Linked DNA regions of Homo sapiens: region 1 is linked to region 2. A link is a contact called in ENCODE Hi-C or POLR2A ChIA-PET data. All regions are on one chromosome and are shown on one strand. Each heading gives the region's core, a stretch centred on a gene start or an enhancer-like site at or near the end of the contact. The rest is flanking DNA. Distances are from core to core; before and after follow the strand shown. Region 1 overlaps MAD1L1 (mitotic arrest deficient 1 like 1). Region 2 overlaps MAD1L1 (mitotic arrest deficient 1 like 1).

The links. A loop is a pair of places that touch in the nucleus more often than their neighbours do. ChIA-PET counts read pairs that join two places held with the same protein, here RNA polymerase II (POLR2A).
Region 1: POLR2A ChIA-PET joins it to region 2 with 10 read pairs in IMR-90. The contact joins two enhancer-like sites. A Hi-C loop is called at or near these places in 1 of 168 maps with a recorded cell type or tissue (heart right ventricle). POLR2A ChIA-PET finds 5 or more read pairs at or near these places in 3 of 52 experiments (H1, IMR-90 and activated CD8-positive, alpha-beta memory T cell).

Annotation. Positions count from the first base shown.
Region 1 is chr7:2,036,055-2,041,518 of GRCh38, forward strand. The region is part of intron 12 of MAD1L1 (mitotic arrest deficient 1 like 1); the gene reads right to left. Among named protein-coding and RNA genes, the nearest start is that of SNORA114, 50 kb to the right of the region's middle. Within about 2 kb of position 1,942, at least 13 of the 41 ENCODE cell types and tissues checked have a DNase peak (open chromatin) inside an H3K27ac peak, as active enhancers do.
Region 2 is chr7:1,880,294-1,886,161 of GRCh38, forward strand. All of the region lies in intron 18 of MAD1L1 (mitotic arrest deficient 1 like 1), which reads right to left. Among named protein-coding and RNA genes, the nearest start is that of MIR4655, 39 kb to the left of the region's middle. RefSeq lists an enhancer at 3,081-3,870. Within about 2 kb of position 3,063, at least 3 of the 41 ENCODE cell types and tissues checked have a DNase peak (open chromatin) inside an H3K27ac peak, as active enhancers do.

The sequences.
Region 1 (5,464 bases), core at 692-3,191, 150 kb after region 2:
GGGGTCCAGGCTCCCAGGCATGAGCGCGGGAGCACTGACAAGTTGGGACAGAGCTGGGGTCCAGGCTCCCAGGCATGAGCGCGGGAGCACTGACAAGTGGGGACAGAGCTGGGGTCCAGGCTCCCAGGCATGAGCGCGGGAGCACTGACAAGTCGGGACAGAGCTGGGGTCCAGGCTCCCAGGCATGAGCGCGGGAGCACTGACAAGTCGGGACAGAGCTGGGGTCCAGGCTCCCAGGCATGAGCGCGGGAGCACTGACAAGTCGGGACAGAGCTGGGGTCCAGGCTCCCAGGCATGAGCGCAGGAGCGCTGACAAGTCAGGACAGGGGAGGACGATGCATTCCTGCGCCACCTCCGTGCGGGGAACCAGAGCTCCAGCCTGAATCCCTTAGGGTTGGCTCAGAGTCCTCTCTGGATGAAGTGTCTAGTCTGAGGAGGACAATCCATCCGGTCGTGAGTTTGGACTCTTCCTACACACAAAGGCCAATATATCAAAATTAAATCCCACGGAAGCCCAGGTTGTCACTGGAGAGCATTCCCCAAGCTCCAGGCAGTGGTAAATCAGAGGCCTGAATCCACTGTGGGCCCTCTTTTGAACAGAAGACAAAAGGAAGAGCTTACCCCTAAAGGCAACCCAGCAACCCAGACGTGTGCCTGTCCCACCTCCCCAAGGCCAGGGCTCCTGATCAGAGGTGCTGTAAAGACTCAACAGCCCTGGCAGTACAGGGAGCCCAAGCAGGTGTCGGAAATGACACTGGGTACCTAGAATCCTAAGAACTAAGCTGTCTACAGATGCAGACCAACCAGGTGGGAGGTGGTCAGCTAGATCCCACCAACGCCACTCATACCCACCAACGCGCACGAGGCACGCTCCGCCTCCTGAACACTCCTCCCAGGGCTCCTCCAGCACTCCTCCCACAGCTCCCCCCACAGCACGAGCTTCCGCGTGCCCACCCACGCGCAGAAGACCTCCACCTGCCGCATGCTCCTCCCACAGCTCCCCCCACAGCATGAGCTTCCACGCGCCCACGAAGGTGTCCAGCCATGCAGCAAACGTGGATCAGGCCCAGGTACACATCAGATCTCACCGGTTCCAGTGCCTTCTGCCACGTGGAAATTTCGGCTCCTTCTTTGTCTTCTTAATAGACTCTTCTTTTTTTTTTTTTTTTTTAGAACGGGTTTAGATTTAGAAGAATGGAGAAGATGGTAGAGACTTTTCACATATTCCACACCCAGGTGCCCCACTGTTAACATCTTACACGAGCACAGTGTGCTGGCCACAATAAGGAGCCAGCATGGACCCAGGCACGCCTTGCTCTCCTGGACTACACAGATACTGTGCTTCTTACAAATGGAAGGCTTGTGGCCGTCCTGCCTTCGGCGAGGCACCATGTTCCCAACAGCATGTGCTCCCTACACGGCTCTGTCACATCTGGTAATCCTCATGGCGTTTCAGACATTGTATCACTATTATATCTGTTGTGGTCTGTAATGGGTGGTCTCTGATCTTACTACTGTCATTGATTCTGGGGCGCCACGTCCTGACTGTACTTCCGACATTGCATCACTGTTATGTCTGTTGTGGTCTGTGATCGGCGGTCTCCGATCTTACTGCTGTCATTGATTCTGGGACGCCACACACTATGCTCCTCAGACGGCAAAAGCTTCACCGACCAACGCTGCTTGTGTCTGGCTGCTTCACTGACCAGCCATCTCCCTCCCTCCCTCTCCTTGGGCCTCTCTATTCCCTGGGCGACACAACAGTATTAAAATCAGGCCAATTAATAACCCTACAACAGCCTCTAAGCATTCAAGAGAAAGGAAGAGTCGCATGTCTCTCCTTTAAACCAAAAGCTAGAAAGGATTAAGCTTAGTGAGGAAGGCGTGCCAAAAGCAAAGATAAGCCGAAAGCCAGGCCTCTCGTGCCAAACAGCTCGCCAAGTTGTGAATGCAAAGGGAAAGTTCTTGGAGGAAATTAAAAGTGCTGCTCCACTGAACACACCAACGATAAGAAAGTGAAACTGTCTTATTGCTGATACGGAGAAGTCTGAGTGGTCTGGATAGATCAAACCAGCCCCAACATTCCCTTAAGTCAGAGCAAGTTCCACGAGGCTGAGAGAGGTGGGAAAGCTGCAGAATTCAAGTCTGAAGCTAGCAGAGGTGGGTTCATGAGGTTTACATTAAGAGGCAGTCCCCATCACATAAAAGTACAAGGTGAAGCCGCAAGTGCTGACGGAGAAGCTGCAGCAAGTTCTCCAGAAGATCCAGCTAAGAGCACCAATGAAGGTGGCCACACTAAACACCAGATTTGCAGTGCACATAAAACAGCCTTCTGCTGGAAGATGCCGTCTAGGGCTTTTACAGTTACAGAGGAGAAGTCGATCCCTGCCTTCAAAGTTTCAGAGGACAAGCTGATGCTGTTAGGAGATAATGAAGCTGATGACTTTTTTTTTTTTTTTTTTTTTTTTTTTTGAGACACAGTCTCACTCATTCTGTCACCCAGGCTGGAGCACGGTGGCACAATCTTGGCTCACTGCAACCTCCGCCTTCTGGGTTCAAGCAATTCTCCTGCCTCAGCCTCCCAAGTAGCCGGGATTACAAGTGTGTGCCACCACGCCTCACTAATTTTTTGTATTTTTAGTAGAGACAGGGTTTCACCATGCTGGCCAGGATGGTCTCGAACTCCTGCTGACCTCAAGTGATCCGCCCACCTCGACCTCTCAAAGTGCTGGGATTCCATGCATCAGCTACTGTGCCTGATCTAAGCTTTTTATTTTGATCCAATTACAGATTCACTTGGAGCTATAAAAAATAATACAGAGATCACAAGTAGCATTCATCCAGTTCCTCCCAATAGCAACATCTGGCACAACTACAGCACAGTATCACAACCCGTATGCCGACAATGATACAGTCAAGATACAGCACATTTCATCACCACAAAAACCCCTCGGGTTGTCCGTTCACAGCCACGATTCCTCCTGTGCGTCTCCGTAACTCACGGCAGCCATCCACAGGCTGTCTATCACTTCAGCCTTTTAATAACGTCATGCAAATGGGATCATGCAGCACACGACCTTCAGGGACTGGGCTCTTCGCTCCGCTAAACTCCCTGGAGATCTATTCAAGTATGTTTATCCACAGTGAATTCCTTCTTAGTCCTGAGTATTACTCTGTGTGACGGAGGCACTACCGTTGTTTAACCATCACCACCGAAGGACATCAGAATTCTTTCCAGTTTTTGGCCATTATGCAAAAGCTGCTAGGAAGAGTCCTCTGTCGGGTTTTGTCCGAACCTCGGTTTTATTTCACTGGAATCGACACCCAGGAATGCGACTGCTGGTCATATGGGAGCTGCAGTGCAGTTTTTAAGAAACCCTCGAGCTGGTTCCAGGGTGGCTGCACCCTGTCACTCTCCCATCAGCAAGGCACCAGAGATGGAGTTTCTCTACACACTGACTGGCATCTGATGGTGTCCGTTTCTGAACTTTGACAGGTGTGCAGTGACACCTCACTGTGGTTTTAACTTGCATTTCCCTCATGACTAATGATGTTGAACATCTTTCCACGGGCTTAACTGTCATCTGTATATGTTATTTGGTAAAAAGGTCTGTCTATATCTTTTGCTTGTTTGCTAATTAGGTGTGTCTGTTTTGTTTTTCTATTACTGAGTTTTGAGAGTTTTCTCATCTATTACAGATAACAAATCGTCTTTGTCAGATATGAAGCTTGCAAATAGTTCCTCTTTATCTCTACCTTGTCTTTTCATCTCTTCACAGGAACTTTCACGGGGCAAAAATTTTAATCTTGATGGAGTCCAACTTCAGTTGACCCAAGCAGAAGGAACGAAATAATAAATATTAGAGCAAAAATAAGTGAAATAAAGAACACAAAAACAATAAAAGAAATCGGTCAAGCCTAAAGTTGGTTCTGTGAGAATAGCAACAGAATTGACAGAAACTTTTAGCTGGGCCAACCAAGGAAACAAGAAAGAGGGTGCAGATCACTGCAGTTGGGAGTGAAAGAGACACTAGCTGACCTTCCAGAGATAAAGGCTGTAAAGGAATACTACGAACAGCTGCATGCCGAAAATTAATAACGGAGGTGAAATGAACAAACTCCTGAAAAGACAAAAGCTACCAAAACTGACTCAAGAGAAACACAGACAACCTGAGTAGACCCACAGAACAGCAAAGACACTGGATTAGTTTTGAAGACGCTGCCTGCTGCCTCTGCGGCTCCATCTCAGCTCCTCCGGACCCTCCCAGATCCCCACAACTGGAATGCTGGATCTTGTGTTGTGGCCCCACCGGCACCGGGGACTTTGTTCCTTTTATTCCATCGTATTCCCAGGTCTCATCGGTGTCGGGAACTTTGCTCATTTTATTCCATCGTATTCTCTCTGCTGTTCAGAATGGGCAGATGGGCAGTTCCTATCGGTCCATCTCTGAGTTCACGAACGCGCTCCTGTCGCCTCCATTCTGCTGCTGACCTTATATCCATTAAGTTTTTCTTTCCATTATTGCTAGGCATTAACTACATTTTCTGTCTTCCCAGCTGCTATTTACCTAGTCCTTTGCTGGGGAGCGTCGGCATTTTGGGGATGTGCTTCCTTAGCTCCAAGTCTGGGATGAAAGAGGCAGACGAGGAAACCTGGGCAGCTCCCCGCCAGGCTGTTCCGAGGCCCAAGGCCCCTGGCCTCCATCCCGCAGAGGCTCACTATGCTCATTCCATAGATAATGTCCAGGACTCTTCATTATACTTAACAGAAGGATCAAAGAAAATGCGTCAACTCCATCTTCCTGCAAACAGAGGTGTTGGCTGCTCTTTGGAATCGCTCATTCAGCCAATGCTGATTTAAACCTTCTACGTGATGTGTGCCGTCATAGGGGCTGCCCTGAGAAGCCTGGCTTCACAATCACGTGTGTCTCTCACTGTTGGCTGCTGAGAACCACAGAAGAGCTCTCAGCACACAAGGGCTCCATCCTACCCCCTGCACTGAGACACCGCCCACCACAGCAGGACTTCCTGAAGCCTGAGCTACAGCACCCCCAGAGTTCCTGTCGGAAAAAGCTCAAGGCTGTCAGGAGGATTTGCCCTTGGTTCTACCACACCTGACAACAGGCCCCTGCCCTGCCTCCCCTTCCTAGCACAGTTACTTCAGAAAATCCGAGCTGACAACTGTGAATCCTTCCTCAGTCCCTTGGAGACACACATGCCCGCACCTCCTACAGCTCTGGGATGTCCTTCTCAAGGACCGAGAGCCAACCCTTTGGAACGTAATCATCAGGAAAACAGGCCTGTCTCCTAGTCTGGGGCTGGGGAAGGGGAGCAGGAGCCCATCCCTGCCAGCCCCAACCTGCCAGCTCGTAGCAGAGTCAGCTCATCACATTCATGCTACCCAACCCTCTTGCTGCTTTCTGTAATTTTTCACTTCCCTGACTCCATTTGGGCACCTGTTCCC
Region 2 (5,868 bases), core at 1,813-4,312:
GGGGCCACAGACAGCTTTGGGAAGCCCTGCACCAGGTCATGATGTCTCTGCAGGGCCCCCAGAAACTGAGGCTGTCCTGGTTAGAGGAGCTGGGGAGCTGCTAGGACCTCCCTGCAGAGCCCAAACTTGAGGAAAGCTGGAGCCTCAGAAGGAAGGGAGGCCACTCGACACAGTGATGACAAAGGGCCATGGCCAGGCTGCCCCAAAGTCCTCCCCTCCTTGAGCCTCCTGGCCTTTCCCCGCTCACTACAAACTGACTTCCTGCAGTCACAGTGGGCCCTCAATTTGGCAAACAGTGTAGTTCTTGAACCTGCGTGCGTCCCATCTCAGGGGCCCCACACCAAACCCCAGAAGGATGCTCACATACAATCTTCACTGCCATTTCCAAAGCAAGAGGAAGTACGGTGTGGTCAGCAGAAAGCACCCGGCCCCTGAGGGCAGGCAAGCTGTAGGGCGTCCCAGTCACTCACAGGACCCTGTGGAGGCAGGGATCTCACTGCTGATGGGGAGCCTGGGATCCAGAAAAGAGATGGAACTGAGAGACGGTGAGCTGGGAACAGCCCCATCTTCCCCGCTGCTCCCTGCCCAGGCCACTGCAGCCCCATGGTTCAGCTTAGGAGTGGAGCCTGGAGCCTGGAGGGGAAGTCTGGGCTGCAGAGCTGAGCTGACAGAGGGCTCTCTAGGCAGGATGCCTGGTTCTTTGCTCAGACCCTGTCCATCTGCAGAACCTTAGGTGAACCAGGGCCCCGGTGTGCTGATCTTCATAAGATGGAGACAGGAACTGCTCCATTACATACCTGGGGTTTCATTAAGATTATGAGCCATGACAAAGTCCTCCCAGCTCTGCAGTCTCAGAATTACACGAGATGAGCCAAGTCTCATTCCCGGAAGTCTTACATGGCTGAAATAGATGCAAAACAACTCAAATATGGGTTTAAATGGTCACGCATTTGAATTAACCCATTTATGCCTAGTGTTCCATTATTGGAACACTAAGCTTGTGGGAGTTATTTATATCCTGGTGTTCAAGGTCATCGCCAAGGTCTGATTTTTCACAAAAAAATTTGCAACCTCCAGCATAAATGGGTTAATAATTTATCCAATTAATTAATTTTATCCAAACTAATAATCAATCTACGAGGACCCTAATCTAAAGAAGTAGCCAGAGAAAGATCTGTGTGGACAGATGATTGCTGAGATGCTTTGTTACACAGCGAAAGATAAATCAACAGGTGAGTAAATAAAAAGAGGAGCTGGCTAAATGTCCTACAACAAGGAAATATTTTAAGTAAATTATGGCACAACTGCGAAATAGCACATTATGCAACCATTAAACACCATCATCGAGGAAATATTTAATTGAGCGTAAAATGCTCACGATATAGTGTCGAAGGGACAGAGCAGGAAACAAAACGATCTGTCACAGACCCGACTTCACCAGGAAACAGACATGAAGATGTGGGGAGGCAGAGGTGGTGGGAAGGCAGCAGACACGACCCGAGGCCCATGGTGCCCCCTCACTCCAGGTGACGGGTGATGAGCCACTGGCATCTTCTCCTACATACTTCATTAAGCCATGAGGAATTCTCTATGCGGATATGAGGAACGCTGTGATTTTGGTCAGCAGTCCTGTGTGGCTGGTGCCACGGTAGAAGGGTGATCTGAGCCACAGGCTTGCCCGTGTCCTTGGGCCCCACAGCTGGCGACCTCCCCCACACCCTCTCTAAGGGACCGAGAATCACTCTGAGCCTCCGCCTGCTTGAACCTGGCGGTGGGCAGACACCGTTCACCATGCACATCCACCAGGAAGGTCTGTGGCTGGGGCCAGGGCACGAGATGAGGAGGGGCAGCCTTGGGAGGGCAAAGCTCACCTTACTGCAAGTACCCCACCCTGGGCTGGATGCCCACACCCCGGGGTGCCTCGGGAGGCGAGTGTGCCGGGCAGAGGGCACCTGGGAGATGTTAGCACACGCGAACATAGTGCTTGGACATCCTGAACCACAGCTGAAGCAACAAGATGGGACGTGAAGTCAGCATGCGTTGAAAGCAACTCCACTCTCAATTCAGGGGACCCAGAGAGGCAAATTCAAATTAAGCTGTCTGTGTAGACCTCATTGCTCCAGCGGGAGATGGGAAGGCTTCAGAAGAGACTGTGAATGGCCTTGCCTGCCTGTCAGGGAGGGAGGGAAGGGGTGAGGGGCGCGCGGGCCGTGTTTGACGTTGCTCTGGCTGGAGTCTCCCAGGGACTGCTGGGGTGGCCTTGTCAGTTAACTACTTCCTATCAGCAACACCCGTGGCCACAGGGTCCTGCTCACCTCCTTTCCTCAGCCAGGCCTGGAGCGTGAGCACCTCTGAGGATGCCACACACCTGCACAGGGAGCAAGAAGGCTGCTGGGTGGGCATGACATGGGCTCCAGCCACTGCCCTGCCACAGGCCCGCTGCATGGCCCCTCGCCCCCCTTCCCACCGCTGGGGTCCACACCCAGGCCTGCCCTCCATCACCAGGGCGGCCGTGACTCTGATCCTGGGTCGGTGCTGAGGTGAGAAGGCACTGGCAGTTTTGCTCCTTTAGAAATGTAGAGAACTGAAGTCTTGAGAAACACCAAACCCTGCACCACAAACGGCCCCAGGAACCAGCTCTTTAACACCAAACCTGGTGTCACAAACGACTCCAGGAACCAGCTCCTTATCACCAAACCTCGTGCCACAAACGGCCCCAGGAACCAGCTCTTTAACACCAAACCTGGTGTCACAAACGACTCCAGGAACCAGCTCCTTATTACCAAACCTCGTGCCACAAATGGCCCCAGGAACCAGCTCTTTAACAGCAAACCTGGTGTCACAAACAATTCCAGGAACCAGCTCCTTATCACCAAACCTCGTGTCACAAACGACTCCAGGAACCAGTTCCTTAACAACAAACCTTGTGCCACAAACGGCCCCAGGAACCCAAACTACCAAACTGTGAATCACAAATGTCCACCCCTTCCCCCACCATGAGCTCCTTAACACCCGAATCCTAATTCACAAATGACCCCTGGTATGTAGGAGCTCCTTAACACCAAACTGTGACTCACAAACGGCCCCGGGGATGAGCTCCCTTTCCAGAGGCAGCAGTCTCTTCTGAATGCCTGGGGCCATGAGTCATGGGGAGGGCTGCCCATGCCCGCAGGATGCCCATTTCCATGGGAATCAGCCCAGCTCCCCACTGGCTGCTGCCTGAAGGCCAAGCTCCAGTGTCCCGGAGACCCTCGCTGACTTCAGCTTCAGCACCAGGGGACGGACAACTCCCTGACCTCTCATGTCTCCAACCTCCTCAGGCACAATCCACACAAAACACTTCTGCCCTGTCCAGGGCGGCAAAGAGGGTACCGTGGCTGGGGTCGCGGGGTCCAAAGCCTGATTTCACGGAGGCCGAGGCAGAGGGTGCAGGTCCAGGCTCAGAGGGCAGTCTGTGTGCCCCAGGCCGTATTAAAAGGAAGGCACCATGTGTCTCTATTACCCAGACAGCTTCAAACCAGATGCCAACTCCCAGCTCCGAGTTCCAGGACTCGACCGGAGCAGGAGCCTCGAGCGAAGCTGACTCTGACCTGCAGACCCTGACACACGGTCAGGCCAGGGAGCCTCCTGGATACCCGGGCCAGGGGAATCGCGTGCAGCTGAAGGAAGCCTGGAGGAGGAACCGCAGGCCCCGCGCTGCACAGTGCAGAGCCAGCTGGGGACTCCCCAGCATCTGACCGCTCCATCCTCACAACCACGCCAGAGCGAGCAGCTCATTCGAGAGAGCATGTGGCCAACAGGAGGCAGCACTGGGACCGCAAGCCAGAGTTGGCGGCTGGGCCAGTCTCCACTTGGGGCAGGGCCAGTGGCCAGGAGGGACGCAGCCGAGGCATGCACGGTGTTTGGTGGCACAGCCCTGCTCGCAGCTGCCCTGGCTGAAGAGACGTGGCCACCCACCCTCACACCTGGGCGCCCAAGAGCATGCCCCTGGCCACCCACCCATGGATCTCTGGCCATCCACCAGTGCACCCCTAGCCACCGACCCACATGTCCGGGCAGCCACCAGCTCCCCTGCCTCTGGCTTGGGAAGCCTGAGGTGAGCCCTGGACTCCTGCAGCCTCAGCGCCTCTGGCTGAGTTCCAGGCCTCAATGCTCTTGAGGAGCAACGTTGGGTCAGGGGCCTAGCCGGGATTCCCCACCACATGGAGGCCCTGAGGCCGTCCTGCTGACCTTCCCTCAGCCCAAACTCCCATTGCATCTTCCTGCCTCTCAGCCCAATCACTGCCGAACTTTATTTCTGTTCCAAAATGTCACCAGGTCTAAGAGACGACCGAGAGTGGCCTGGTGAGACAGCCCGAGAGGGGCTGGGCAGCAGGGGAGTTGTCTGAGTGGGCGGAGGAGAACCCCTGGTCCCACATGGGAAGACTGTGTGGAGCGGACCACGCCTGCGCCCTGAGGCCCCCAGCCCAGGCCTCCTGTCTGCTGTCCCACAGGTCAGAGCCCTGGGGGCAGCCTGAGCCACAGCAGGGAGGCCACAGCGCCCTCAGACGCAGGCGGGGCAGGCCGTGGGGCAAGGGGGCAGAGGGCATTCTGCAGCTTGGGGCAGCTGCTCTGGGGACACAGTGTGGTGGTGCGCACCCCTCACGTCGCCCTCCGGGAATAGGCAAAGTTCATCTCAGCTTTAGAATCGGGGATCACTGTGCATGAAGTTACCCGTGTTGGTCAAAACCCATACATGTGAATGGTGAGCACACTTCTCCAACAACCTAAGTACTTAGTCATCACCACTGGACCCAAGGCGGGGACCCAGGAGCAGAGGCCCTGTGGTAGAGTCATAGCAGGACAGGGGAAGAGAAAGGACCTCGCTGCTCCAGCCTCAGAGATGGCTCCGGGCTCCTGCATGGACGCCCCCACACACAGACACTACTTTCAAGGAACTGGTCTCAGGAACCACTCCCTGCCCAGAGCTCCACGAAGGGCTGCCTCTCACATGCCCTCTGCCCACACCACAGCGTCCCTCTCGCGGGTCCTTTGTTCTCGGTCTATCCCCAAAAACCCTGTGTCCCAGCTCTGCCTAGAGAAAGATGGAGAGGGCTTAACGAGGGCTTTGAAGCTCAAACTCACAGCAGTGAGCACCAGGCAGAGGCCAGTGCACTCAGACAGGAGAGAAGTCCAGGGGGCTGGGCTGCGGGTGTGTGTGGGCCACAGGGGTGCGGTCGGAAGGGCAGATTTCAGGCGAATGTGTGACACGTGGAGCTGTCCCACGGTGGGCCGCTGTAGCTCCTGCTTCCTGAGTGGCCCTGCAGGGTACGGGCTCCCAAATGTCCGGCCTTCAACCCCCCAGTTCCGTCCACCTCTGGCTAAGAGCTGTTGCCATGACAACCCCAAGGTGCCCACTCACCTGGCCCCGTGGCTCTGACTGCTGCCCCGTGGAGCAGAGGCAGATCCCCGAGGGCTCGGCAGCCCGGCGCCCAGAGCCTCTCCCTGTCTCGGCCCTTCCAGTCCTGTCTCTCTCCCTCCAGCCTGGCCCCTAGGCCGGGTGGGCCCACTCCTCAGGAAAGGAATGAGGAAAATGGAGCAGGGCAGGCAGACACCCCAGCAGGGACCCCTGCCCGGCATCTCTGGCCCCAGCCCTGGGGGCCACACGCCTGGCTTCCCATTCTATGCCCCCAGCAGCAGCTCTGCCTCCTCTCCTCCACCAGGTCCTACTGCCTCCACCCCACGACCGCCCCACCTGGGCCCTCACCAGCCCTCGTCCGCGTATCAGGGCAGCCTCATCCCAGCAACCTGCAGAGACCCGTGGGCATGTTTACCTTCTCGTCAGCCCAGCAGCACTGTGAGGGCCAGGTTCACTTCTGGGCACCTGGC